Regions from separate parts of the Mus musculus genome. Here all the other regions are linked to region 5. A link is a loop called in an ENCODE intact Hi-C map of the cell type or tissue named here. Cell type or tissue: heart. All regions are shown on one strand. Region 1 overlaps Man2a1 (mannosidase 2, alpha 1). Region 2 holds the start of Pja2 (praja ring finger ubiquitin ligase 2). Region 3 has its middle 38 kb from the start of 4930583I09Rik. Region 4 holds the start of Fer (fer (fms/fps related) protein kinase). Region 5 holds the start of Man2a1 (mannosidase 2, alpha 1). Region 6 holds the start of Fbxl17 (F-box and leucine-rich repeat protein 17). Region 7 overlaps Man2a1 (mannosidase 2, alpha 1).

What was found. A loop is a pair of places that touch in the nucleus more often than their neighbours do. Peaks named below come from ENCODE experiments on the same cell type or tissue, not always from the same donor. Only the 100,000 strongest peaks of a DNase experiment are listed, where the experiment ranks them.
Region 1: it touches region 5 in a loop (4-fold over the local background); 5 of 42 quality-filtered maps call a loop at or near these places.
Region 2: it touches region 5 in a loop (6-fold over the local background); 13 of 42 quality-filtered maps call a loop at or near these places.
Region 3: a loop joins it to region 5, with 3 times the contacts of the local background. A loop is called at or near these places in 15 of 42 quality-filtered maps.
Region 4: it touches region 5 in a loop (4-fold over the local background); 5 of 42 quality-filtered maps call a loop at or near these places.
Region 6: a loop joins it to region 5, with 7 times the contacts of the local background. A loop is called at or near these places in 2 of 42 quality-filtered maps.
Region 7: it touches region 5 in a loop (1.8-fold over the local background); 4 of 42 quality-filtered maps call a loop at or near these places.

What each region holds. Positions count from the first base shown.
Region 1 is chr17:64,714,504-64,718,503 of GRCm38, forward strand. It overlaps Man2a1 (mannosidase 2, alpha 1), which reads left to right. Exons shown (of 22, transcript NM_008549.2): 16 at 95-209. Among named protein-coding and RNA genes, the nearest start is that of Dreh, 51 kb to the right of the region's middle. In heart, no CTCF peak of the experiment used is centred here; a DNase peak (open chromatin) is centred at 2,028.
Region 2 is chr17:64,330,199-64,334,198 of GRCm38, forward strand. It overlaps Pja2 (praja ring finger ubiquitin ligase 2), which reads right to left and starts at 1,685. Exons shown (of 10, transcript NM_001025309.1): 1 at 1,598-1,685. In heart, no CTCF peak of the experiment used is centred here; a DNase peak (open chromatin) is centred at 2,073; H3K4me3 peaks cover 2,638 bases; H3K27ac peaks cover 2,070 bases.
Region 3 is chr17:64,871,969-64,875,968 of GRCm38, forward strand. No RefSeq gene overlaps it. Among named protein-coding and RNA genes, the nearest start is that of 4930583I09Rik, 38 kb to the left of the region's middle. In heart, a CTCF peak has its summit at 2,050; no DNase peak of the experiment used is centred here; H3K27me3 peaks cover 1,140 bases.
Region 4 is chr17:63,861,680-63,865,679 of GRCm38, forward strand. Fer (fer (fms/fps related) protein kinase) reads left to right here and starts at 2,302. Exons shown (of 19, transcript NM_001037997.3): 1 at 2,302-2,376. In heart, a CTCF peak has its summit at 2,485; a DNase peak (open chromatin) is centred at 2,212; H3K4me3 peaks cover 2,527 bases; H3K27ac peaks cover 2,032 bases.
Region 5 is chr17:64,600,656-64,604,655 of GRCm38, forward strand. Man2a1 (mannosidase 2, alpha 1) reads left to right here and starts at 994. Exons shown (of 22, transcript NM_008549.2): 1 at 994-1,215. The coding sequence starts at 1,081. In heart, a CTCF peak has its summit at 1,733; DNase peaks (open chromatin) are centred at 6, 756, 1,316 and 1,746; H3K4me3 peaks cover 2,767 bases; H3K27ac peaks cover 1,663 bases; H3K27me3 peaks cover 636 bases.
Region 6 is chr17:63,498,568-63,502,567 of GRCm38, forward strand. Fbxl17 (F-box and leucine-rich repeat protein 17) reads right to left here and starts at 2,013. Exons shown (of 9, transcript NM_015794.1): 1 at 458-2,013. The coding sequence starts at 1,450. In heart, no CTCF peak of the experiment used is centred here; DNase peaks (open chromatin) are centred at 564, 974 and 1,954; H3K4me3 peaks cover 2,631 bases; H3K27ac peaks cover 2,584 bases.
Region 7 is chr17:64,660,350-64,664,349 of GRCm38, forward strand. The region is part of intron 6 of Man2a1 (mannosidase 2, alpha 1); the gene reads left to right. Among named protein-coding and RNA genes, the nearest start is that of Man2a1, 61 kb to the left of the region's middle. In heart, no CTCF peak of the experiment used is centred here; no DNase peak of the experiment used is centred here; H3K27me3 peaks cover 521 bases.

The sequences.
Region 1 (4,000 bases), 110 kb after region 5:
TATGAATTTGTCATTTTGTACAATATTCCTAAATTCTTCTTGGGAAAGTTGAGAAACCAATTTGTTTTTGCTGAAACTGTCCTTTCCTCTTCAGCCATATGTTTCCCTAAGACCGCCCTTTGTCAGAGTGACACGTGGAAGGATCTACTCAGATGTGACCTGTTTCCTCGAACACGTTACTCACAAAGTCCGCCTGTACAACATTCAGGGTAAGAGAACAGCGTAGCCATCAGACACACAGGCTTGCTGGTGAAGTCACACTTTTCTTCTGTCTTTCTTCCTGAACTATGAGTTGTTTAGAGAGAGTGTAATCTTTTGAAATTGACTCTGTACCTGCAGCCTGACTTCCGATGTCGTGTTTGCCTTTAGATGGTGGGAATGGTGAAGCCTTCTCATCTGCTAAGTTGACATTCATCTTTCTGCATCTCCTCCTTCCTCATTAGCAGCTGACTTAGTCATGAGATTATCAGCCAGAAGCCTTATGTTGAAGACCTGGAAGCAATCTAGTATTTAGGTGTAGGTTTATAAAATAGAATGTTAGCATAGTTACTAAGAAACCCGTGACTGTGGTAGCTTCAACCATCTCAGAAAAGTCTTTATAGATTCCCCACTTGCATGTCCTGATGTTCCTAGGCTGAAACAAACCGGGGAGGAGAACATTGCACCCTTGTCTTTTCATGCGGGTAGGAATACAGACGTTCTCCAGCTGACCCCGACTGCTGACGAGCGTGGATTGTTTTTAGGTCATAGGGGAAAGGCATGCTCACAGAATTTCTTATCTACCCATTGTTCAATTTCTCAATTTCACAGTCTAAACTTAATCTTGCTTTTATTGAATGATGTTGACTCATGTTTTGCTAGTTTTGCCTTTTTTCTCTGTTACGAGTCATGGTCAGTTTTTTTCTCCCCAGAGCTCTTGGGAGTAATCAAGCCACTTCCTAATCAATCCATGGAAGTCCCCTAGAGATGGAAAACTAACACTAGGCATGATTTTGGGCTCAACTGTGACTTCAATGTGACAGAATGACCTCTCACCACAGGAAAGCCTATAATTATGAAATAGTTTCCCTCCCCCCCCCCGTACCCCCCCCCCCGTGCCCCACCCCCACACACACATTTTGAGTTTCCCAAAACCTCCATAAGTAAGAACCATGGGGTGGGGGTGGGGTCACTTTGGTCATTTTTAGTAATTCACTCCTGGAAGCTTTGACATCACATTTTCAACTACTGCCAGCTACTTCCTATTATAGGTGAGAAATAATATCATGCATAAAAGTGTTTGTGTGGCTTTTGCTTTATAACTTATACACTTAGATACTTAGACACTTATAACTATAACCCAAGTTACTTGAGAGACTGAGTCAGGGGGATTGCAACTTTAAACCAAGGCCTGGTCTCAAAGAAAGAAAAGTAACCTAGGGGTGGGCTGAGTAGTAGAATGGTGACTAGCACGTGTCAGATCCTAGGTTCAGTCCTCAGGCTTGCCTTCTCTGAGAAAATACAGATTATTAGCATGTCAACTGTATAAAGGAAAGGTTTCATGATGAAATCCCCATCCTCGTATAATGTACCTTAATCAGATTCATCCCCTCTAGGTCTCCGTGTCCCCTCTTTTCCTTCCACAAGACCTATGTGCCATTCCCCCTTACTTGTATTAGTAGACAAGGCATTTCAAAATAGTTACTGGAACGTTGCCTCTGAAAAGTCTAACCTCATTGAAACACATTTCCTTAGTTGCTTTGGTCTTATTTAGCCCTTCACATCTACACCACAGATCTCCTGAGCTCCCCTGGGTTCTCCAGGGCCTGTGAAGTCCTGTTCCAGGATGGCCTGAGTAACTACTTCTCTGAGTAACCTGAGTAGATACTTCTCTCCTGCTGCTGGTGGCTGTGGCTTTGCCTGCTGTCATAGACCAGCAGCTGATTTGGAAAGTAATCCGCTCTGACGTGCCTGCTTCCTTCTGCCAAGAAACTGTGCTGTCACAACTAAGTGGTTGCCATTTTTCCCGTACCTTTCCTGTATCCTTCTCCTGGCTGCCGCTCTGTCCAGCCTGACTAGCAGCTTGGCAGGAGGAGCTGGGGGGCCTCTGAGGTTCAACTGGCAGCTGCTGGCTCTCTGTCCATTTCCATTTGCTGGCTCAAGTTCTCTCTGTTCTCAGCTGTATTCTGTCCTTTTATTTCTTAGTATTTCCTTCCTGGATTGTGCTCTCTCTCCTCCTTGTTTTGGTTCAGGCGTACAGCTTTTGGCAATGCCGCCAAAGGGCAGGTTCCTCTCATTAACAGACTGACAGCCTTGCACGTCAGCAGCCGCTGGGGTCTGGTTCTTGACCTAGGCGCACCTTTTCTTAGCATTCATAATCTATTCACTGCAGTTGCTACATAAGTGTTTCCAAATCTAGGAGTATAATTTCTTACCAGTGTTTGAAATCTCTGGAAGTCTGGCCTCTAGGGAATGGAGGTACTCTTAAACTTTAGTTAGTTTTCTGAATAGGGCACAAACAATATTGACATAGTTTTTTGCTGTTTTTTTTTTTTTTTTTTTTTTTTTTTTTAATGCAAACTCTGTATTGCGTCTGGACTTCTCAGTGGGTAGAATAAACTTGGGAAGACACATTTTTGTGCCAGTATTAAATTGTAGAAGCTCAAGATGACAGGTGGGGTAACGTGAAGTTAGCTGGGAGTGCTCTTCTGGATGAACTTTCTCCTGGTTGTCTGGGTTAACCCCAAAATCAGCGTGGAGACCTGAAGAGACAGATAAGCTTTGTGCTCTTTCTAGCCCTGAGCATTGCCGCTTGTTTGTTTTATCCTAACATGGAAGGGGCTGCGTAGGAGCTGAGACACCTGAATCATCAGAAAGGCTTTTTTCTAAACCATATCACCTCCCACATCTCAGGTTGACCTCCTTCCAATAAGCATGCCTCTCAGAAGAGACCTAGCCTTTCTTTTCCCCTTGGTCTCTGTGACCCGCTCCCGTCTGACTTGCTCTTCCATTGTCTTCAAGGACTCTTTCTTCATGTGGATTTTTGATCCACTGAGGGTCTCATGAAGTCACTCAAAGCTTGAGGTAGGAGTGTGGAGTCTTCAAATGGATGATATTTGGGGTTTAAAATATGATGAAGTTTCTAGATTTTTAGAAACATCCAAGAGTTCTTGACTATGCCACAGGCTGGCTTACCGAATAAACAGGGATTTAGATGGCTACATGCTCAGTTTCTGATGGAGCATGAGACCTACAGGCAGTGTGTATGTTTCTGTGCATTGACACTTATAGCTAATATTTCTTAAAATAACAAAATACTGGGGGACTTTTGGGATAGCATTGGAAATGTAATTGAGGAAAATATGTAATAAAAAATATATTAAAAAAAATAAATAACAAAATACACCTCAAATTTAAACTTCTGAGCTGTTTCTATGTCCAGGCTAATTCCCTGCCCTCTCCAGCGTGTCCAGTGTTTACTGGATGAGTGTTAATGAATGAAGCCTGTTTGCTATTGGTATCAAGTTTCTTTTTCATTTAGATTTGTATCGACATTTTATTTTTTAATATTTATTTTAAGTTTTCTGTGCACACATATACACATGGGTACTGGTGTTTGCAGAGGCCAGAAGAAGGCGTTGGCTCCCTGGGACCTGGTGTCACAGGATAGGAACAACACTCGGGTCCTTGCAAGAGCAGTACATTCTCTTCACCATTGAACAGTACCCCTAGCCCCTTTATTAAGATTTTAAGTTAGCATACAAAGTAATGGCTTTCCTTATGACATTTCATACAAGAACCAAATTTATGAGACAGGAAGTAATGGGATTATTAATATTGTTTCCTTATTTACATGTCACTATATTATGTTGCTATCTGTTAGTTTTACAACATTTTTATTATTGTTTTGCAACATTGACAAGTAAAAAGTGAGTTAATATTACAGGTTGTCTCTTAATTGATAGTCTGTGTTCAATATTCAGTTTAATGAACTAGTCTTTCTCACTATGCAGAGCTGACC
Region 2 (4,000 bases), 270 kb before region 5:
AAAAAGAGTAATAATAAGGGTTAGATGGCTGTCAGATTTAAATACTCATACCCTTTACTTCTGCAACTGTACGTCTGGATCTGTGCTCCAGAAATGATCACACAGGTTTTTCCCCCTTATTAAAACAGTGTCTGAGTCTTGGGATAGAGGCAATATACTAGAAGGCAAAGTGGGGGCTGCTCTTTTTACATTACAGTCTTCCACACCGTGAAATGTTCTAAAATAAACGATTCAGAGCTTACAGTTCAGCATCAATCAATCAATACGTGAGTTAGTTACCTTTAGTATAAAGCATAACTTTCAACTGCAAGCACTGAAACGGCTTTCAGTAGGAATACTTAATTAAAGTCCATCAAATTAAAGAAATAGGATGTACCCTTAGATAGAAAAAGTATTAGGGAGGCCTACATAAAACGGGAGTCTATGTCCAAGATATATAATTAGAAGAAGCAAGCTTTACACAAATGTGCTCAGCATAGCCCTCACCCCCATCCCTGAAGGAGACAACTCTGCATGTGTGTGTATCTTTCAAGATGCGTTTGTGAAAGCACTTGGAAAGATGACCACCAAACCGAAATACTGGTGGGGCACTGAAGGATGAAAATAGTCACATATTAGTATTTATTTAATACTTCTCTCTTTATACTGCTGAATTTTACACGGAGGGTGCATGTCTGTAATAGAAGAATAAAATTATTTCATATAAAAAGACATGAAATCCAGAAGACAATCACAAACATGTTACGTTTATTTCTGTTATTTTTTTACGTTCCTGTATACACTCATCAAATGACCTGTTAAGTCTTCAGCAATGACTGCCATCTTAAAAGAAATAATAGCAAATATTTCGTGATAAAAATAGAGTAAGGCCTCTTTAAAAAAAAAAAAAAGAATCGTATACTTGACAGAATGAGGATCGTCAAAGCAGTTGTCTATGTAGACATACAATTTTTTTTTTTGTTTTATTTTATTCAACTTGGTCTGGGCAGCTTTCAACTCACCATTTTTAATGTGCGCAAAAAATGATAAACCTGGAGGCATCTTGGGGTGGGGGTGGAGGTGCGGGTGGGGGCGGGGAGGGGAGCCCTGAAGGTGCCTCTGACAGGCGTGCTGGGGCCTAACGCTGACCAAGAAGACGGTAGGCCACTGGCACTGCCTGACAGGGTGCCTGGGCCTCGGTGACAATCGGGGAGGACGCAAATCCGGGAGGCAGGGATGGAAGGCGTGCCGTGCCGGGCCGGGCAGGGGCCCCGCAGGCCTAGTGCGCCACGGTCCTCCGCGGCGGGCCTGAGGGTGGGCGGCACTGGCGGGCCGCGAGGGGCAAGGCGCCGGGTCCTTGACCAGGGCACCAAGGACAGCAGACAGCCGGCGGGAGCGAGCGGGCGGCGGGCGCGGCGGCTCGGGCTAGAGCGCGGCCCCGGGCGGGATGGCCGGAGGCCTCTCAGTCGCCAACCCCACCCACCATGGCCGGCCACGGCTCGGTCCGTTCCTCGGAGACCCCCGAAGCCGAGGCGCCTGGGCAGCGGCTCCCTCACCCAGATCCGCTCTGACAGAATCAGCCAGAATGGAGAGAGAAAAAAATAAAAATTGCCCTCACCGAGATGTGCAGCGGCTCCAGAGCGAGAACAGCGCTCGATCCTCCACCCGCCACCACCGCCTTCTTCTCCGCCTCCGACTCCTCCCCCGCCGAACGCGCAGCGGCTGCAGCGGCGGCGGCGGCGGCGGCGGCGGAAGCAGAGGTGGTGACGGCGGCGGCGGCGGCGGCGCGTCCCGCCCCTTGCGCTGCGAAGGAGGCGGAGGAAGGGAGCGCTTTAGCCCCGCCCCCTGAGGGCGCAGCCAATAGACTTCACGGCCCTCTGCAGGGGGAAAAGCACGCATCCAATCGCAGTCCTAGAAGTAGGCCTACGTCATGGTTGGACGTGGCAGAAAAAGGGAAAATAACTGGGGCTGTCTCTCTGCCTGGCGCCTGCAAGCTCTCTCCCAGGCCCTTCGCGGATTGGCCGAGGAGAGTGGAGACGCGCTTGGCTCCGCCCCCTCTCTGGCCCTGCGCCCGCCCCTGCAGCACTGCGACGTTTGGGCGGGGGCGGGGCGCCGAGGCCCGATCCACTGTCAGGCCTTTTGTGGTTTGGCTGGGAGAAAAGGGCGGGGTCTCCCGAAGGGAAGGGGGTGTGGAGAGCTGAGCGCAGGACTGGCGCAGTTACACTTCTCCCTCCATTCCCGCATGCCCCCCAGCAAAATGGAGGTGCAGAATTCGGTTCCCAAGGCTGTGAGAAGTTACCCAGTATTTGCAATTTGAAGTACAAGAAAAGAAAATCCGAAACCAGTTGCAATTCTGATAGCAGCGAGGGAAAGAAACGTACGAAGAGCTTGTTTGCTGTGGTTCTCTGTGGTGCGTGGTACCCGCCCACCACTGGTCAGACCCTCGCCCTGCTCTCTGATTCTGTTTGTATAAAGCAGCTATAGGTGAGATGTAGATTTGGCCTGACCAGAGTTTAGCAGCTGACAGCTAAGTTATATCGGGTGTCAGGCTCGGAGTTATCAGCTCTCGTCTCATGCAACCAAAATAAATACAACAGCTGGAGTCCCTGGACACCTTGCTTAATTTAAACCCAGTCACAGTTTAAGTTCGTTATGTCAGTGATGCACATGTCCCCTTTTCTCATCCTGAAGCCTGCCTGCTTCTCTGATTACAGCCTAGCTCTCTTCTCTTAACTCCCCGCCCCCACCCCCAGCTTCATCACCCAGAGCTCAAAAGCCCAGGATATATTTATCACGTGGCCTCCCTACCCACACAGATTAAGAGCCCCACTTCTTGTGATGTCCTTTAGCTGTAAAATCTGCCAGTGAACTGAAACTACTTTTTCTACCATCGATGTAAAGAAATGATTCGACATTTCCCATAAAAACACGAGAAATTGCTAGACATTTTGTGAAACCAAGTTTAATTCCCAGAATACCCCAGTAGCATATATTTTACCCGCCCCCCAAATTACTCTTTTACATGTCTCCAAGTCCTTGCTCTCTTGAAAGAGAATGTATATTTTAACTAATTTTCCTTTAGAGTCTTGAAGATTGGTTCAGTTGAACACACTAACAGGTTGGCAGGTGCAGGACTTCTCAAATCTCAATCATTTCCATACCATGTCTGGGTATACTAGAATGAACTACAATCCAGAAGGGAGGGCGCATCTGTGAGAGGTTTTTCTGGTTAGTATGATGTGGGTGAATCCACTTCTAGTCTGGATCTTTGAGTTGGGAAGACATACTCCTGGTTAGATCTTGAGATGGGAAGACACAGGCTTTTGATCCAGATCTTGAGGTAGATAGAAAGGCATACCTTAAATCCAGATCTTGAAACAGGAAGACACACATACCTTTAATCTTGGCCATACCTTCTACTGGGCGTATATAAGGATGGGGAAGAAGAAAGGTTTTTGCTCTTTGCCTGCTTGCTTTTGCCTTAGTAGCACATCCATTCCTTCACTGGCCTTGGAGCCTTCTTCCTCAGGATTCCAGCATCAACAGAAGACCAGCTCAGACACCCAATCTGTGGGACTGAGCAACTACTAGATTCTTGGACTTTCTGTTCACAGATAGCATAGCTATTGTTAGATTAGTTGGACTGCAGTCTATAAGTCATTTCAATAAATACCCTTTATAGATACATATACATTACACACACACACACACACATATGAAAGAAAGATTCGTTCTATAAGCTCTGTGACTCCAGAGAACCCTAACTGATCAGAACTAAACCCTGAATCATGAACTCCTCCTTAAGAGGGTACAATATCAAACATTATCAAATATTATATGCCTATATAATAAAGACACAGTACTCAAGTGACATTTTGCTGTGATGTCATGAAAGGATAGAAAAATAGACCCAAAATAGCAATCCACTTTCTCACCGTGTGAGTCATTGCCTCTGATCTTGCCATCGTGCCCCAAGTACAGTCATGCAAGGCATCGCAAGTGATTTATGTTGCAGTCTGAG
Region 3 (4,000 bases), 270 kb after region 5:
AGATCTACATCATCCCCATCATCTCCCCTCCACATCTTGCCCTCTAAGTAGTGATAACTGGGTCCTTTTCTTTAAATCAAAGATAGAGTGACCAATGGGGTACTTTTCTAAATAGGACCTTAGAGTTCAACTCAGGCTGGGAAGGTTTGGTGTGTGACACCATAGGTGACTTTATCAACTCCCCAGGGTCTATTAATATTGAGTTGTGATGCACCTCAGGTCCTCTGGGAATACAGAATGATACTCTGGCTGTTAACTGGTATGAGCTATGGGGATTCAAAACTCTATGAGCTCCAGCTGCCTTTTCTGGGTTGTCTTCCTAAGCAAGACACAGTTCTCTGATAATCAATGAATGATCCTGCCCCATCCTAGAAATGTAGCTTCCCTGTGTGCTGTCACCAGAATAGCAAGCCTTGCAACATCTCAGCTATAGCATAGACTTCCAACCTCCAGACACAGAGGAGAGGTTCCCATGGCAGGTCTTGGTTTGGAGAATGTTTTCTGCCTGGCCTGATTGGCAAAGTCCCAGTGGGGGAAAAAAGCCCTCTTTTTAGTATGGTAAGTTACTGATGCTAATATCTGGCAGTCCATGTTGGTTGCTCTCTGTTTTAATTAAACATTATTTTGCATGGGTTCCCTGAGGAGTAGGCTATCATGAAAAAGCACCATTTCATAAATCTAAGGAAAAAAACTCAACAAATACATGCCTTGATACCGTTTTAAATTTCTGTATTTTTCTAAGTTTCTTCTCTATGAATCAAAAAACAGCTATAGGTACTTCGTACAGTGCATGAATGATTCTTCCTTGGAAATGCAGCCAAAGGCAGACATTGGTAGCTTTGCTACATATTTCCATATTTCTATGTGGACATGGGGATCTATAAATATGAATACTCCCACTTTCAGAGTTTGAAAATAGAACTCCAAATTTTATATACACATACACACACATATATATATGAATATGATATAATATATGAATATATATTCACATATATGAATATGATATAATATAATATATGAATAAAACTGGTTTAGTTTCTAACTCATACCAGCTCAGCTCTCTGGAAAACATGCTAATAAACCCATTGTCACGTGCTTCTTTGAGAGCATCAGTATAATTAAGCCCTTTTAAAAAGAGAACAAAACTACTTTGGAAACCTCAATTTGAAATACAGTGAGGCCTGATACCTCATTATAGCTATGCAGGGCTTTTTCTCTTGCTTTGATTTCCTGGCAAAGCATTATTTTATGCCTTTGTTCCCCTTCAGTGATCATAATAGTCTTGGCATGAACCTTGCCAGGTAGGTGAAAAAAAAAACCTCCCTTCTGGGCATTTCTTGTCCTTTGGGGGGATATTCTTAGAGTTAACCCTATCAGTGGTCTACTTGGAGAGCAATTGATGGGAAGCACGAGGAAGCTCTCAATTTCTGACTCTGTCCTTCTCTTTGCTCAAGATGTCCTTGTGTCCTTGAGTCTGCCCTTTCCCATTTACATCCCTTCCTGTGTACGAAGAGGAATCCTTTGAGTGTGCACATTACAGTGGACCTTCAGGGACATCGTTGAGGAAAGGCGAAGACTGGTAGAACAGCTCTGGGAGGCTTTTAGCTAGAAACCTTAGCTCCCTCAGGGGCTTTTGTCTCTCCAAGCACTGTGGATAGAATGAAGTGTTTTGTCCCCTCTTGCAAGAAATTCCTCAGAGAACAGGAAGGAGAATCCTTCTGTGCTTGGAGTCCTGTTCCCTGCGGGAAGGGAAACTAGAAGAACAAAGAATATAAGCATAACAAATAAAGCCAGTGAAAGCTGCGCTTTCCAACTGACTGCTCAGGAGCTGACTGTAGCCCTTGGGGTTAGGAGTTAAAACACCCCACTTTGCACCTGTCTTAATGTCTGCCCTGAAGGGTGAGTTGTTCTGGTTGACAGGATTAGGTCCCTCTTCATTTCTGCATTGGCTCCTGAAGCGTGAAAGGAGCTAAAACAAAGAGATCTTTAGTTCTCCAGCCCTACTTCAGCATTTCAACACTTCAGTGCCTGCTAGTGGTGGTATGGGGAATTGCAGCTACTGTCATGGCTTCACGCTGCAGATTATAGACCTTAAATGAGATCGTGCAAATCCGTTCTTAACTCTCTGAAGAGAGTTAGGGTTCTCCTTAAGAGATCCCTTTGTTATCATGTTTCTAGCATTATAAAATTCTAAATAAAACATACATGAAATATGTCTTGAGACATAGTAAGAAGCAAGTGAAACGGTCTTTCCTCTGGAAACGACCAAGACATCATCGGTACTCTTCCCAAATCCTGCCTCAATTTGGAGACAGTCCGGATAAACCCAAAATTATTTACCATAGTTTATGGGAGGGATTTGAAGACTTGATACTAAACAACTCCCTAGCCCTGTGTTTGTTTTCACACCGTTTACTAACAATATCTTTCTGCACCCGAAGCCCACCCTAGTTTCCCGTGTTTCCAAGAGTGAATGCTTTTCCTTGCCCACCAACTCAGCAGCCTCTTGATTGATGGCCCTGCTTCCTAGACCACTAGTGTGAGCCTAATAGAAAAAGAAGGCAAGAAAAGGTTCTACTCACAGTACAGCTCTGGTCTACACTGGAAACACAAAGACAGGCTCTTACCCACCCCTCAGCTTCAACCTCTGGAATATCCAGATAGAATAGTTTTAGCGTTTAGATCAACATCAAAGTGATGCTTAGGCTGAGCATCTTGTGTCTGACCTTATTATCTTGGTTTGAAACCTTCATGAGGTTCAGCATATATGTTGATCAAGTCTTAAGAAGTTCTGTGCCTTGACCTCAGCCATAAGCACTGAGTGTTGAACCCTAACCCATGGTGTCTGTCCACCTGTGATGTCTGTCTATCTGTGGTGTCTGTCCACCTGTGATGTCTGTCTGTGGTGTCTATCCACCTGTGGTGTCTGTCTATCTGTGGTGTCTGTCCATCTGTGTCTCTCCACCTGTGATGTCTGTCTATCTGTGGTGTCTATCCACCTGTGGTGTCTGTCCACCTGTGGTGTCTGTCTATCTGTGGTGTCTATCCACCTGTGATGTCTGTCCAGCTGTGATGTCTGTCCACCTGTGTTGTCTGTCACCTGTGGTGTCTATCCACCTGTGTTGTCTGCCACCTGTGGTGTCTATCCACCTGTGATGTCTATCCACCTGTGATTGGTGTCTGTCCACCTGTGATTGGTGTCTATCCACCTGTGGTCTCTGTCCACCTGTGTCTATCCACCTGTGATGTCTGTCCACCTGTGATTGGTGTCTGTCCACCTGTGATCGGTGTCTGTCCACCTGTGGTCTCTGTCCACCTGTGTCTGTCCTTGGGCAGCTGCTTACCATCCTTGCCCCAAGCAGCCCATTCTTAGCACTGCCTTCCCTTTGGAAGACGGTGATGCATACTAATGGCCACAGGAGCATTCACTTTTAATCTGGCTTTACAGTAACTCTCAGACTTTGGTATATACTTAGTCACGTAAGACCTTTCCGTTATTAATGCAGCCTGATTCTGTACTCGTTACTTGAATGAGAATCCGCACTTAGAAATGATTTTTATCAGCTTGGCTTCTAAAATGTCTTTGAAGCATGTAAGACCTGACTAATCTATACAGAGCTTTATATCCCCATAGGTGGTGGTCATCCTGAATCAAATGACATTTTTAAAAAGAAGGTTTACACCTTTGAAATCTTTCATATGAGATAATTCCTTGGTCAAATAAAAGATACATATTTAAATAATTTGTTTGAATAGGGCAAAAATCTACTGAAAGAAGGACTCTCCATCTTCATCTCCCCTTCCTTTGTTGCCGTCATAGCTTATTCTGGCTTTAACAACTTGTACAGAAAGGTTGACACCTGGAACCAATTTAAGACAACTTTATCATCTTTGCAGCTTACTGAACTTACTTAGAAAAATTAATTTATCACCAAATTATTTCCTAGGGGGGAAACTATACATTAAAATAATTGAACAGAATTTTTTTATACTCTCA
Region 4 (4,000 bases), 740 kb before region 5:
CTTATAGGGGGAAACAATACAGATAGGTGTTATTTACCCCCAGTTGCATTGCATAGCATGATGCCTGACATATGGTGGGTAGCTTTTGCTTCTTGACTGAATATGGGGGAATTTCATTATAGAACTGAAAAGTTCTTAGTGCTTCAGGGTAGGTAGATTCTATTCTCATATGTAAACACACACACACACACACACACACACACACACACACACACACTGTACCATAGAAGTCTATTTTTATTGTACCCTTAAAGCTATATTCTGCAAATTTGTAATTTACTAACTCATCAGACATTATCTTATTTTTTTTTTTTCTTTTATAAAGAAAGGAAGCCTAAGGTTCTTGATAAAGGTATGCTTGGTAAAGCAATGCCAAAGTCATGGTTTTCCCAACCATTTAATACAAGCACAAAGTTTTATTTTATTTATTTCACCCATATTGATACATATAACATTTACTGCTTATTGAAAACTAACTTGCATTTGATAGGCTATTTATGCATTTAATTACAGAACTATAAAATACAAACAAAATTATCATTTTTGATTCTATTAAAAACGAAGTTTAGAGTTCCTAGATAAGGCAGTGTTAGAGAAGTCAGACACTTTTATTGTTAAATAGGCATTAAAACAGAATGTGCATATATGTCTCAGGCATTACCTAAGAAACTGCAAAGACATGAATTTCACCCTTCTTTATAGATGAGTAGATACAACCCATTATTTAGATTTTCATATTGAACAATAACTAGTCCTCAGGTAAGACTACTTGGCTCTGTTTGTCACATCTATGGTGGACTTGTTGGGGTGGCCAACAGAGTTAGCTAAGAGAAAAGGCAATCCTTATGCCTGAGGTAGTTTCAAAATTTGGAGTTCTAGAATTTCTCAGAAACTGGGTGATAAGGTGAACTTCTGCTATCTGTGAACTTAGAAAAACACCGACTCCCAGGTTTGTTAGTGGCTTCCCATAGCCTGGCTGAGGTTCATCTAAGGTTTCAAGTGCTCTAACAACGATTCACAACTCTTGTGCATTCCACGTTCTTGAAAAAGATATTCCTGGACCATAAATCTGACAAGAGAACTTTATAATTGTTTTCTGAGAAAAAGGGGGAGAGACTCTCATCCATTTTCAACTGTAAGATATCTGTGTCCTTAAAGTATGTTTTGGTTTCTTGGTCTTTGAAACTGACTTAAGTGAATAACCATTTAGAATTTTAAAAAGTATTAATTCTTCTTTGGCTCTAATCTAACTCAAAGGTTTAAGGGTGGGAGGGGAAATGGAGCTGTCAGACTTGTTGCAGGCGACGAATGTGAATGTGGCTGAGCTCACGTACAAGAGGACACTGCCTTAAAAAGCGTGCTACAGCAATCCCGAGAGTGACGCTCCATGAACACCTATCACAGAGCTCCAGATCACCTACTAAGATCTGTTCAGGTCCACCTTACTCCTGTTTTGTACCAAATTGGCAAAGGAGCGCTTCGGAAAACAGCCCTCACTGGAAGAACACATCAGTTTAGGCCCTCGCTTTCTAGACTTTCCTAGAGGTAAGTACTTTCGAGGGGACCGCTCCCAGGACTCGCGGCTCTCTTTGCAGAGCATCCTCATGTTTCCAGAGAATGTCAGCTCGTTAGCGTCTGACACTGCAGGCACAGGAGCGGGAAAGGCAGTTCTGAGCACACCGCAGAAACGCAAAGCCGATTTAAAGGAATCCACGTTACAGCACACGCAAGCAGAGCGCGGGAAGGTAGAGTTCGCTGCACAGCCAGCTCGGGGTGGGAAGGAGAGCCGGCCCTCGCCGGTCCCCCGCGGGCGCTCCACGTTTCGTCACACCTCCTTTCCGGCAGGGCCGCGGGGCTGACCCTTCCGGGCGGCCTCAGCTTATCACCCGGACAGGCTACTTCCCGGCTTTGGCCCCGCGAGTCTCCGGAGTTTCCTGTCAGGCTCCCTCGGTCTCCGCGCCCATCCCACCGCTCAGGCCGACGGCTGGGCTCGGAGAAGCGGGATCTTCTACGCGAGAGACCGCAAGAACAAGCTTCGACGGGAAACAGCACGCAGGGCGGTGGCCACGGCCCACGCCTCCTCACGCCCGCAACTCCAGCCTCCGCCCACTCGCTGAGCTCCGCCCCTCGCGGGTCCGAGCCAATGGGCCGCGCCCGCCTCCTGGGAGGTTGTAGAAGAGGGGGTTGGGGCCGGTGGCAGCGCCCGCCCCTTGCTCCTTCTCATTGGCTAAACTCTCGGGGTGCCCGGAGACCGGAGTGTAGCGGGATTGGCTGTCGAGCCTCGCAACGGTGGCGCCTATTGGCTGGAGCAGTCCCCGTGACGCCGGGTGGCGACTGGCTCCCGGGTCTGAGGGGCTTCTGCTTGTCAGGTTCTAGGTAGGTGCGTTTCACGCCGCCGTCCGTAGGCACCGTTGCCCGGGGCAACGCCCCGGGAGGTGGGAAGGAGGCCGGAAGGCGAGCGCAGCGCGGGGGTAACCGTTCCCGCCTGCAGGGGGGCGCCGGGCTTTTGGCCCAGCGGACGCGGGCTGTGCGGAGGCGCTTCCTCTGCCCTCAGCCAGCTCGGTCCCCTGCCGGGGCTGCGGGGTCACACTCGCCTCATCCTACCCGCGCGACGGAACGTTCCGGGTTGGGCTTGGGTCCGGGCTGCTCACCCGGCCCGCCAGGCCCGCCCCTCCTACCCGCCCGGGACCCGGAGGCTGAGGGGGCGGTGCCGGCCGTGGCGGGCGCTTGGCCCCGCCCCGTCGCGGGTCGCGGGTGTGCGGGGCGTGGGGCGGGGTTGGGAGCTGCTGCGGTGGGGAGCCCGCACCCTTTCCCTTCTTGCGCTCCTCCGACGCTCGCCCACGGTGCCCACACCCCTTCTGGTCTCCTCACCCGTCGCCGCCCTCTCCTGTGGCACCCAGCCCCGAGAGTTCCCGCAGCCCCTTTCATCAGGACCCTCTGACCCTGTGTCGCCTCGCTTCAGCTTCACGTCCCACTGCCCCTTTGGTTCAGGGCAGCCTTTCAGAAGTCCGGCCCAGGGAGACTTCTGGAGGCATCTGGACTTGTCAGGGGTGATTTTTTCCCTAAGGGCTTTTTAGGGGTCTGAGGTATTTGGAGGCACCTTTGTGTCTTCCTTGGACTCCTCTTAAGATCAGCCCTCCGAAAGGAGTTCATGAGATTAGTTTTGGTAAGAGCTAGGGCTCCTTTGAACAATTAAGTTTCCATGAGGTGGTCGCTTGGAACTCTGTGCATTTGTGATTTTTGTTGGGCATGCCATTGCAATTTCAGTTTGTTCGGGCAGCCTTTCATTTTCAATATCTTATGACGTAAGAGCAATGAGGCTTTTGATACTTTTACTTCGGAAGAAGCTGTATATATTCACAATGGTCTCACGGTCACCCTAACATATGCTACTCCAACATGTACAGGAGTTTTCAGGCATTTTTCAGAAAGAACCTTCTCAACCTGAAGTCACCGTATATAAACGTCTGATGTCAGAGAATCTAAAGATAAGGCCCACAGTATTTTAGTGGTTAACATCTAAAAAATACTTTGCAGTCCATCTGTGAAATAAGAACAGGTTTAAAGGAAAAGTATTGCAAAATACATGGTGTGGTTTAGGGACTATTTATATACACACCTGTGTAGGCTTTATAATGGTGTGTGGAAGAGCCAAAGGATGTAAAAAGGTTGAGTGTCCCTTTTACAGCCAAGAAAAGATTTTCTGATAGCCCTAGAGTTGAGGGCTTTCAAAGGTCCTGGGGATGTTTTCAGAGTACATAGGCATTCTGGGAATCACTTTCGGTTCTCTTCCATAAAAGACCTTTGGCAAAGATCTGTTTCTTTTCTGCATTGACAGTATTAATACACACTAGCGAAGATGATGTACTATCCAGCTTCTACTCTACTTCAGAGGTTGAAGTCATTTGTGTGGGAGAAATAATCTAGGGTTTTGTAGACAGAATTCTTGAATTTCATTCTTAGTTGCCATGTGGCTCTAACTTTTCTGTGAACACTTTTT
Region 5 (4,000 bases):
ATTGGGCGCCAGGGGGCCCGCCCCCTCATCCCGGCGCGTCGGGAGGGGGCGGGGCCAGCCGGCTGCCCAGCTCCAGGGCTGCGGGCGCCTATTGACCCAACGGCCGCTGCGCCGCCGCCGCTGCCGCCGCCGCCGTCTCCTCCGGCTCGTGGCGGGCGGTACAGGAGCGCCGAGTGGCGCTGGGGAACCGGCTCTTCCTTTCGCGGCTGCCGCCGCCATCTCCGCGTTCTCGGGGCGGGAAGGAGGGGGTGCTCCACGGCTGCAGCTGGAGCGGGCTCCTCTCCGGGGACGGTCCTCTCCTCCTCCCTCGGCTTGCCTCCTCCCGGCGCTGCCCGCCCCCTGCGCCCTCCGCGTGCAGCCCGGGCCCGCGAGGGGGAAGGTAGGGGCGGCGGGGGCCGGGAGAGGCCGGGGATCGGACGCACACGCCGAGGAAAGTCCTGGATTGCAGCGCTCCGGCGCACAGGGTGCACCCGGGTCGGGCCCCCGCAGTAGCCGCGGCAGGAAGGGGTTCTTCGGCGGGCACGCGGGGGCGGTGTGGCGGGGGTGGGCCTGGGTGTCCCGGCGCTAAGTTGTGGGGCACGGCGCCTCCAGGTCCAGTTCCTTCTTCCGCGCGCTCCTTGCTCCCAGCGCCGCACACTCGGCCCCGGAGCCGCGGAACCCGCGCGTTCTCTGGGCGCGGAGGACACGCCTGCCCTTGTCGAGAAAACTTTTCCTGCCGACTCAGTCGTGCCGGCCCGTGGCAGGAAGTCGGGCAGAGACCTCTCCTCTGACTGCTCCGACCGCCCTACCGGGTAGCGCTATCCTGCAGGAAAGCAAGTTTGTGGGGACCTTTGCCTTGCTCTCCAGGAGTCTGCCTTGCAGGGACGGCCGGCCTTGGGGAGGGCAGCGGGCCAGGGCGTAGGCCGAGGGCGCGTGGTGGCTCCGGAGACGAGGTGCGGAGCGCAGCCGGGACCCGCGCCGTAGCGCGCGAAGGGTGTGCGGCCGGGAGCAGGGAGCCCTCGGCGATCGCCGGCTGGAGTCCTCAGTCTTCTGCCTCCTTCGGGTGAGGACCGCGTCCTGGCCCCGAGTCCATCGAGGAAAATGAAGTTAAGTCGCCAGTTCACCGTGTTTGGCAGCGCGATCTTCTGCGTCGTAATCTTCTCACTCTACCTGATGCTGGACAGGGGTCACTTGGACTACCCTCGGGGCCCGCGCCAGGAGGGCTCCTTTCCGCAGGTAAGCACCTGGTGGCGGGCGCAAGCTGGAGGGCTGGTCCCGGGGCTCGCACTTCTCGGCACCGGGGCAGGGTGAGGCCGCACCCGACGACCGGCAGAGCCTCATCCGGCTTGCTGAGGTTTCGGACCGCTGAGTTTGCAAAGTGCTGGGCGTCATGCGGTGGCAGCCTTGGCACCGGGCAAAAGAGGACATATTCCCACATTTGCACCCGGGCCTGTGGAAGTGGGCTCGGCCACCTGCTGGTGGGGAACCGGTGTGAGTGTCGCCCCTAAGCTAGCTCAGGGTTAAAGCTGCCAGAGGCCGCCCAGATCCCTGAACGCACCGAGGCGCGGAAATTGATTAAACACAGCCCACCTAGGCAGATTTCTGTTTCTGACCCCTTTCCCTTTCACTGTCTCTTAAGAGATAAAAAAGTTTATTTCCTGTTGCAGCCCTTTGAGATATGGATAGTAGGGTTGATTTTAGTGTCGTCATGCTTCAGCTGTTACCTCGGGTTGGTTTGGAGCAGAGTGGGGAAGCGCCTGTTATTCTCTCACTGGAAGCTGTGCGGCGCTCAGTTCTCTGCGGGGTGGTCCAGCTGGCAGAGGAGTTGAACAAACGACCCACCCGAAGTCTTTCAGGAAAAGTTACTAGCAAATAACAAGAAATGGATGCAATAGGTTCTGTGTGGGAGGTGACCACGTAGCAATTGAGAGTGGCCTTTACGGCTTTTCTCTGTTGACACACATACATTTTAGTAGAAGCAGATGTGTGGAGAAATCCGAAGAATCCAAGTGTTGACAAGCTAACAACTAGTTGACCAGAGCAATCTACAACCTACCCGAATAAGGCTGATGTTTTGCCTTTTTTTTTCTTTTAATATGACAGTTTAAATGACTGGAAATAGCCCTTGCCATTTCTTCTGATATGCCAGGGTCAATGGCTTGGTGGGAATTTAATGAAATCGGAACGAGGACTTGCGGATTCTGTCATTAGTACACAGCACTAGAAGTATTTTTTTCTTTTAGAAGTGTGGAAATAAAAAGCTGGCCACAGACAGATGTTTCCAAATGTTTACAGCTTCTGCTTCCCCTATAGAGCACAGAGAGAAAATATATAACACATGCTCTCTGCTGCCTTTAAATTTTGAACTTGGGAGTTTGCACCGGCCTTGTGCAAAGGCTGGAGTAAACTGGCAGCCAGGGCCCGGGAGATCTGAGCTTTGTCCCACATGCTCTCTAATTTTGGAGTTAAATGTACCTTTCTCCCCCCAACCCCATTTTCAGAGTTTTCTCTTTGCACGAAATATATAAATGGAACTCCTCTTGCCCAGTGACGTCTTAATAGTGTCCTCTAGCTTTGGCTGGGTGATCGCTTGAACATGATTTATGCGAACATCTGCATGGGGTTCTCTGGCAACCTTGACATTTCCCTCTGTTTCTAAAGCAGCGAGTGACTCATTCTGTTACTGAGACATCTCAGGCAGTTGGTTCTCCCATTTTCGTATGAACCCCCAGCTCACTGAGAAGTTGAGGGTTTGCCTAGAGTGTACAGCATTTGGCAGAGCGGTGGTGGTGACCTTAGGAAGTGGTGCGTTGTCTGTTCCGAGAGAGAGAGAGAGAGAGAGAGAGAGAGAGAGAGAGAGAGAGAGAGAGGTGGGGGGGGCTTGGGAGTGGCATCCTCTGTGCTTTATCTGGACTTCATTGTAGAGAGAAGGTTTAGAATAGGTGGGCCACTGAATCTCCCAGTAGCTAAACTCCATAAGCCCTCTTCGTAAGTCTCACGTGTTTGACCATTAACTTCATGTGATGAACCTATCTCCCCAGCTACTGCTCAGTTGGTGGGAAACTGAGGCTTGGGAGCTTCCTGAGCCCAAGGTCGCTTAGGCAAAGTCTGGGACTTGAACAGGCAGCTCTCAGAGTATAGTCTCAGAGTCACAAAGCTGTCTTGCTAGAACTGGGCTCCAGCCTGCCTGTTGTCGGAATTGTGTAGAACAGAAATAGACTTGCTGGTGGTGACTTAGCTTATGATCCACCCCCCACCCCCCCACCCCCGGAAAAGTAAGCTCTAGTATGAAGACAGAATGAATGTGGTCCTTTTCAGGGCTTCAGATTTACGCTTTCCCAGAGAGTCTTCTAATTTACTTTTACAGCCAAACATTATTACGATGCAAACCATTAGGAAGCAGAGCATCCAAACGTGCACATTCTTTCATTTTATTTCTATGTCTGCACTGTATGTTAACCTTAATTTCACAACAATCCCCAGCATTGTAAAACTATGTTGCCCTCCGTTTCTTGAACAGGTTTTGGTGCGATTCTTGAGTTTCAGTAGAGCTAATTTGGTCAGTGTATGCTGAGGTTGCTTGGTGACCTGTATCCACTCAACCAGAAAGGTTATCTTGTCCATTCTAGTTTCTCTCTCTTGATGTGGAAACTTCAGTTAGGTATGCGGTCCATTTGGTTTGCAAACTGTAGTTTTAGGCCATCCCCGGGTGAGAGCAATCTGTTTTTTGTTGTTCTTTGGACTTTTGTTCATTTACCTTCTTTAGCAACTCTTATTTCCTGCCACCTGTTCAGTCCTGGGGCAAGGGTAGGCACCGCCTCATCCATGCCCCGCCCCCTGCCCCTCATGCCCTCCCCCTGCCCCCCTCCCTCCAAATTTGGCCTGCCTAAGAAGAACCCTTAGAGGGCTTTCTCTTGAGTGTTACTTTAAGAATTCCTTATGGCCAAGGCAGCAGGTAGCCTACATTTTTAGAGTTATTTGATCTCAGTTTAAAAAAAAAAAAAAAAAGTAAAACCAAGCA
Region 6 (4,000 bases), 1.1 Mb before region 5:
TCACTCGGTCAGTGTCTGGTCGTGGTAAATGCTTACTATAAGTTATTGCCACTAGACTAGCATCCATCAAACTTTTAAACTTTCCAAACACCAGTATGCAAAGTGGTTGCCCACTGTATACAACTTGCTCAAGAAATGCGTGTATATTCCACAGAATCTAGTATAGTATCTATATTGGGGGGTTTGCCAATGCAATGCATGAACCCCGAGTTGTAGGACCTAAGCTACTTCGAGGCATTCAGCAGCCTCCAAGTTTTCCTACTTCAACACCAGGCTGAAAGCTCAGGCCCCACTGGCTTCCCAGTCTCCCCTTCCGGCGTCCCCCGGCTGTCAGGGAACCCCCCCCCCTCCTCTGCACACAGGGGGAGGAGAGAGAAAGCCTCGGAGGCGGGGGAGCCGGGTTAGGGGGGCGGGGGGGGGGGAGTGAGCATCCCTGCGCCTCCTCGCCCAGACCCACCTTAAGCAGGATGGACGGCGGCAGTTGGTTGATGTCTGGGATCTCGGGGGGCGGCTCCCTGTGACAGTCGCAGGGGTTTTCGGGGGGCTCCTGACAGTCCGCGTCGCCGCTCTCGGGCTGCTGCTGGGCAGACGAGGGGGCGGTGCCCCCGGCTCGGACTGTGTCCCCGGCGGCGGCCACGATGGGGGCACACTCTGAGGCGGGAGAGGCGGGCGCGGGGCAGAGCGGCGGCGGGGGCTGCTCCGGGGCCTGGCAGCAGCCGGCATCGGGCGGCCGCGGCGGCGAGGCACCTCCTCCCGCGGGCCCTCCCCCGCCGCCGCCGCCCCCGCCGCAGCCCCCGCAGCCGCAACGGGGCTGCTTGCAGGGGGTGCAGGCGGGGACCCCGGCCCCTTTCCGCTTGCAAACCATCTCGAGGGCCGTGGCGGGCTCGGCCTGCGGCGGCGGCGCCGGCGGTGCCCGGAAGAGCTGCACGGCGGCCAGCGGTCCCAGGAAGCGCACGGGCCCCACGCCGGCCAGGAAGAGGCTCCGGCCCTGCTGCTCCCAGGCGGCGGCGGCGGCCAGCCCCAGCTCCTTGCAGCAGGACGCGGGCGACGAGGCAGCGGCGGCGGCGGCGGCGGCCGAGGACAGCAGGAAGCGGCGTGCGGCGGCGGCGCAGTCCTCGGCGGCCAGGGCCGCGTAGCGCCGCGCCAAGTGCTGCGAGGAGACGGCGGCGTAGGCCCCGTCCCGCGGCGGCGGCGGCGGTGGCGAGAGCGGCGGCTCCTCCTCTAGGCCGGCGGAGGCGGGCGCGCCGGGGCTGTGCACGATGAAGCAGAGCATGCAGGGCCCGCGGAAGAAGCAGTCCCGGCTCCGGGGCGCCGCGGGCTGCGGGGACGCCTTGGCCAGAGCCCGGCGGGGCAGTCTGAGGAGAGGGCGCCGGCGGCGACACCAGCTGCAGCAGCGAGGCCTCTTCTGGCTCGGGCGGTTACGCGGCTCCTTCGAGAGAAGGTGGCCCATATAGAAGGCCCCGAGGAGGGCGACCGGGACGGGGCGGGAGAGGGAGGCCCGAGGGGCGGGCTCCGGCGGCGGGGCAGGCCGCTGGCTGGGTCGCCCGCGCCGCGCACCCGGCACACGCGACGGCGGGGGTGGGCGTCAGCTGCGGGCCGCCCGGGTGCCCGACGCGGGCTACATGCTTTGCCCCCCGGGGAGCCGGGAGGAGGACGGGCGCGAGCTGTGGGGACGCGAGGGAGGGAAGCGAGTCTGCCGGCCAGGCCAGCCGGTTCAGTCAGTCAGCGCCGCGGCGGGGGCAGCGCGGGCCCGACTCGGACCATTTTAACTGCGGCTGGGCCGGCGGCGCGCGAGCCCGCGACACGGCCCGTCGCCGCGGGAGCGCGCCGCCCGCTCCGGGAGGGGGCGGAGCCGCCCGCGGGGGCGCGCGGGTCTCACCCAGGGGCGGGAGCGCCGCCGGGGGAGAAGCGGGGACCTCGGGGCTGCGCGCTGACGGGGCCGCGCACTCCCTCCGGCTGCACACGGAGGTGGCCTGGACGCCTCCGGGCTCACGCCCCTCTCCCGAAGCGGATGGAGACGCTTCCGAGCCAGCTGGGTGACATCCGTTTCCACGGCCGCGCTGACGTCTGGAGGTGTAAGTTCAAGAGCTGCCATTGGCCAGGCTCAGCTTGGCTCTTCCCCTTCACTTCCCACCCCACCATCGCCCTGACTCGGAAACTGAGGCCAATTGAGAACGGAAGAACCAGTTCCACCTGAGAGGCCTGAGCCCTTGGGTGATGGGTGACAGTCCAGTAAGGATCCGTTAGCTAGGTGACTACACTGATTCTACTCCTGTGTCTAGGCACCTGTTGCATACTGCTGCCTTTGCACACAATTGCGGGCTGAAAACATGTATCACGCTGAAAACAGGTATACACGCTGGAAAAAACACTCCAACATTCCAGGCTCCAAGCTCAATGTTACTGTTGTTTGACACCTTGAAATCCAGTCTGTCCACTCTGTGAATATTAGTGTGGTGCCCTTAGGACAGACTTTGGTGGCTAAGGTGGGGAACTAAAACATGCAAGTTGATCAGACTTCAGAAGTCTTAAGTTACAGTGATGACACAGGTTCTCGGATGGGGAGAGGTCAGCTTTCACAGGGGAGAAGGTAGGGAAAGTTAGTTGTCTTAGTCTCTTCTGCTGCTATAACAATGCTACATACAACAGTAAACTATGAAGAAGTTTATCTCGCTCTGGAGGCTTTGGAAAGTAGAATAACATGCAGTGTCAGCTAAGTGGCAGGGTAAAAGCGCCGGAAACTGTCTATCATTTTTTATCGGGAACCTACTCTTGTGGTAACAATTTGTTCCTGGAGGGCGGAACTCTAGTGTCCTCATCACCTCTTAAAGGACCCCCTTAGGAATGTTGCATGCATACTGTTAACAGTAGCAAATTTCAGGGTAAGTTTTGGAGGGAACTTTGAAACCATGCTAAGAGTCCAAAGCAGTGGATCAGGCAGTGGAGAGGACTTTAGAAAAAGTGTCAGTGGGGGGAGTGGCAGAAAAGAAACAAAGGCTGCGAAGAAATGAGGTGATTTGTTTCTGGCAGTTTCTACTCTTCATTAAAAGAAGCCCCACCCCTCCCTGCTGAAGAATATACTCCCTGGGTATATTCAAAAGCTACCGGGGAGAGAGTTGAGGATATCAGAATTTCAAAAACCAATGGGAAAAAGATTTGTCCAGATATTCACATATTTGTTACTCTCAAATGTGCTGTCTGAACTCCTTCACCTACGGATATCCCCCACATGCCCATGGTTCTTCTGCCTGTAATCGAGGAAAGGGTCTTCCAGGCTCTCAGAGCTCCATTCGTGAATCGTCAAGTTATGGCCATCTCGGCTTGGCTCTTTTCTAGAGCAAATGAAGCTAAAATTGTGCAGAAAGTACAGCCCTGTCAGTTTCTTGTAAGTCAAGCATTCGTCTACCCTTTGGCACATAAAGACCCACATCTTGTGTTCACCAAGAGAAATAAAGTCCTGTCTGCAAAAAGACTTGTATGGAAACGCAAATGTACTGATGAGAGCAAAACTCTCAAGGAGCCCAGATGTCTGTCAGTGGGAGAATGAGGAAGCTGGAATATTCAGTGCACCACTACTCTTGAATTAAAAATAAAATAGAATATGAATGGATCTCATAAATGTGTGTTGAATCAGACTGTGGAGTTAGAAACGAGAATGCCTTCCTGATTTTAGCAAGTCCTTTATAGAGAGCCTGGCACCATGCATACCCATCAGGGGCACATATGCACTCGAACTGCAACTTAACGTTTCTAAAGATGAGGTAGGCAGACTCTGAGACTTTTAAGTTTCTGAAGTTCACGGTAGCTATTATAATCCTTAGCCAGTCAGAAGTGAACAAGTTGCCCTTGGTCTTGTTGAATTCTGCCTGAGAAGTGACATTTGTGTTGGATAGTTAGAAAGGTGTGTGTCTGTTCTGACTGCTTGCTTCCTTCACCCACATAGATCTTCTTGAGAAAACAAAACAGAATTCCTCAGACTTAAACATTTACACTTAACTCT
Region 7 (4,000 bases), 60 kb after region 5:
CTTTTTACATTAGTTGTTACTGCATGCATATATGTATTAAATATATTTTCTGTATTGTTACTGTATTCATGTTTCAGGGCTGACCTTTTGCTATTGGATGACCAGTTGGTGTGCTCTTTCCTTGGGAAGCCTGTTTATCCTGCTTTTGGCATTCCTTAGTCAAGTGTAGTTCTTTGTGTAGAGTTTCGAGGCCTTTGGCCTTTTCCTATCTACTTTAGCATGTCCATCGGTGTCCTGTTCAGATCTCTTCTGGGCAGGCATGTTGGTTGGCTTTTATGGGTGTAGCTTTTGACATCAGCAGGAGGCACAGCCTCAGCAAACTCCCTTGTCTTCTGGCTTTAACAGTCTTCCTACCTCTCTTCCCCAGTTGGTCCTGCTTTCCTTAATAGGTTTCTGCAGTTATCCCGACCATGTACTCACATCAGGATATTGGGAGCTTAGTAGTCTTCAGTCATAGAGATCCTGTGACATTTGTCTTTCAGGGTTTAGGGTACCTCACTCAGTATAATCTTTTCTAGTTTCTAGATTTGTTGATTCTTTTGCTTTGTTTTGTTTTATTTCTTTGTATGTTTAAAGTTCTCTAGTTTTTATTATTATATTCATTGGCTAGATTTGCATTTGGTTTGTTCATGTTTTTCCATCTCTTTGAGTTCAATCATAAGCCATTTATTTGCGCTCTTCCTGATTTAAAAAAATGTACTGTAGGCATCTCGCACTGTCAGCCTCCTTCGTAGGGTGGTTTTCAGAGTGCCTCAAGGGTTTTGTTGTGTTTCGTTTTCATTTAGTTCCAGCAAGATTTTTATTCCTTTCTGACCCATTCCTCATTTAGTACTTAGTTATTTATTCTCCTTGAATTTGCTTATTTATTAATGATTTGTTTGCTGCCAGTTTTATTTCATTGTGTTCTCAAAGGATAAAAGGAGAGACTTCTACCTTATTGAATTTATAAAGATTTGTGTTTGTGTGTATGTGAGAGTGTGTGTGTCTCTGTGCACACGCTCAACACATAAACACACACACATATCCACATGTGCATGCACACGTGCAAGATGTAGTCTCTATTGGGGAAGCTGTGTGCTGCTGAGTAGAGTGTGTATTCTTTGCTGTTTGTGTGGGATATTCTGTAGATATCTGCTGTTGGGGCCGGCCAGCGGCTCACATGTCCGAGTTCAAGCCTGGTATCTTGGAACTGAAAAAAAAAGAGGGAACCTAGGCAGGTTGAGAAATAATGGAACCAAGACATGCTAGTCTGCTCAAGGTTCAACAATTCATCCTTGGAGCCTGGAACCAGCTGCAGGTGATGAAGTGCAGGATAGGGCATAGTCTCCGGAATAGATGGGGGAGAGGAGGTTCTCAGCAGGCAGCAGTATTTTGAAGAGGAACAGAGACTGTGGCTGAACAATAGAGTGATCTAGGGAGGAAGGCTTCACCCTAGATAATCTCCTTAGGGGCAGTAAGGTCCAGTTCTGGCTCAGCCTGCTTCAGGCTTGTGGGAGGCTACAATCTGCAAGTCCATTTGCTGTGTGATACCAATAAATTCTGATTTTTTTGTTTTGTTTAATTTTTGTTTGGATGGCCAGTTTATTGGAGAAAGTGTATTGAAGTTACCTACTATTAATTGAGTAATGTTACTTTGTTTCTTTAAATCCAGTAGTAGATATTTTAGGAAATTAGATACCCCAGAGTTTGGTGTTTATTGGTTTCCGATAGTAATGTCTTTTTGATTAACTGTTCCCTTGACTAGAATGAAGTGTCCCTCTCTGTCTCTGATTAACTTTACTTTGAAGTCTACTTAGCTGGCTATTCAGATAGCAATGCCTATTTGCTCTGTGGTTACATTTTACTGGAGAACTCTTGTCTGTCCTTTTACTCTGAGGTGGTTCCTATCTTTAAAACCCAGTTGTGTTTTTGCTTGTAGGTAACAGATTTTGCTTATTCGTCTTTAAGATTTGTTATTATTTGTTTATGTATTTTATGTATATATCTGCATACCAGAAAAGAGCATCAGACCCCACTGTGGATGGTTATGAGCCACCATGTGACTGCTGGGAACTAAACTCAGGTCCTGCAATGAGCAGCTAGTGTTCTTAACTGCTGAGTCATCTCTCCCACCCTAGATTTTGTTTATTGACCCATTCATTCAGTTCGTGCCTTTTGATTGGAGAACTGAGTCCATTAATATTTAATGTTAGTATTGAAATATGTATGTTAATTATGATCATGATATTGTTGATATTTGGTATTGTTATTTATAGTCTCATTATTTTGTATTTTAATAATTGTAGCTTCATATTTCTTTCCACAGTCTCTCTGAGATGCTCAGTTTTCTCTTTGGCCTGAAATAATACTTCCTGATTTTTCTTTGTTTAGTTACTTGGATATATTTTTGTTTAAGCTGTTTATATCGTGGAAAGTTGTTTTGTTTGTTTGGTTTTTTGGTATGTTGTTTTCTTTTTCAATCATGGCAGATAGTTTTGCTGGGTATATTATTTTAGGTTGGCTATCATAGTCTTTTAGGACTTGGTTTTTTTTTTTTAGAGTCTTGGTTTTTAAAGTTTCTAATTATATATCAGTTGTTATTCTAGTTGGTTTTTCTTTATATGTAACTTGTGTTTGTTTGTTTTTTTTCCTCTCTTACATCTTTCAATATATTTTCTTTGTTATATATACTTAGTGTCTTAGCTATGATATGCCATGGGTACTTTCTTTTCTTATCTTCTATTTTAGATGTTCTCTGAGCTTCTGTTATTCCTGTAAGTGTGGTTTCCGTTGGTTTGGACAGCTTTTCTTCTATGATCTTGTTGAAGATCTGGTCTATGCCATTGACTTGGGATTCATCTTTCTCATCTATGCCTAATTGAAAGGCTTGTTTTTGTTTGTTTGTTTGGTTTTTTGTTTTTAATAGTTTCCCATGATTTCTTTGTTTTCCTTTCCTGTGTTTTACTTTATTTAACTCTAAATAGATTCTGTACTTATTTTTGAGTCTTTATATTTTGTCTTTTGCTCGATTCATTCTTCCTGACAGGTTTTCCTTTGAGTTTCTTAGTTGAATTGTTGGGATCTCCAAATCTGTCTTCATTTCAGCTTGAGTCTTCTTCATTGTTTGTATTTCCTGACTGATTTCTATTCCCAAGTCTGGAATTGTCCTTGTCAATTTTATCGTACATTCTGTTTCACATTTTCTTGGTTACTACTCAGGCATTTATTTTCTTTAATCTTTTTCTCCTTAAGTTCATTGATCTTTGTGTGTGTGTGTGTGTGTGTCTTTAATTTCTAAAAATTCCTTGAATTTTTAAATGAAGTTTATGATTTTTTTTAAAATCCTGATTCCTGGTAGGTCCTGGAGAGAAGAAATTGGCTTGATTTTTACTATTGCTTGTATTTTTGTGATGAGAAACAGTTGTGTGGACTTCCTTTGTTAGTTGAGTGTGTTCTGGACAGAGCAACTTTGTCAGAAGATAGGATATGTCAACAGTGTTGGGCATAATGGTTGGGTATAGCTTGGTTGGAATGAAGTCAAATGGACAAAGAGGACCAGGCTGGTATAGAAACTGTGCTTCCTCGTTCAAGGCTGGAGTTTGGAGGTAGATCTTGCTGGCATGAGAGTTTGTATATGATTTGGGAGACTCTTGTGTACTAGGGTATAGATAGGATGATCCTGGCTAATGTCTATAGCTCCTTTGTGGAGTAGGTAGGGGAGGCCAGAATAGGCTAGTTCATTGGTTTTGGGACCCAGGCTAGATCTGATGAATTTTGGAAAATACATGGATAGGAAAGTAAGGTGCTCTCACCAGGCTAGACCCTGGTATAGGAGGACACAGGAACTCTAGTTACCAAGTGGAGTGATTGGAAACTTTGCAGGCAGAATCTGTGGGTATTTACTGATAGGGTAGGTCCTAATATGAGTGTAATGGTTGACTGTGGCAGATATGAGGGTGTTCAAACCGATTGGGTAAGGGATATGAGACTCTGTAGAAACTTAGAGGTTGGTTACTACACA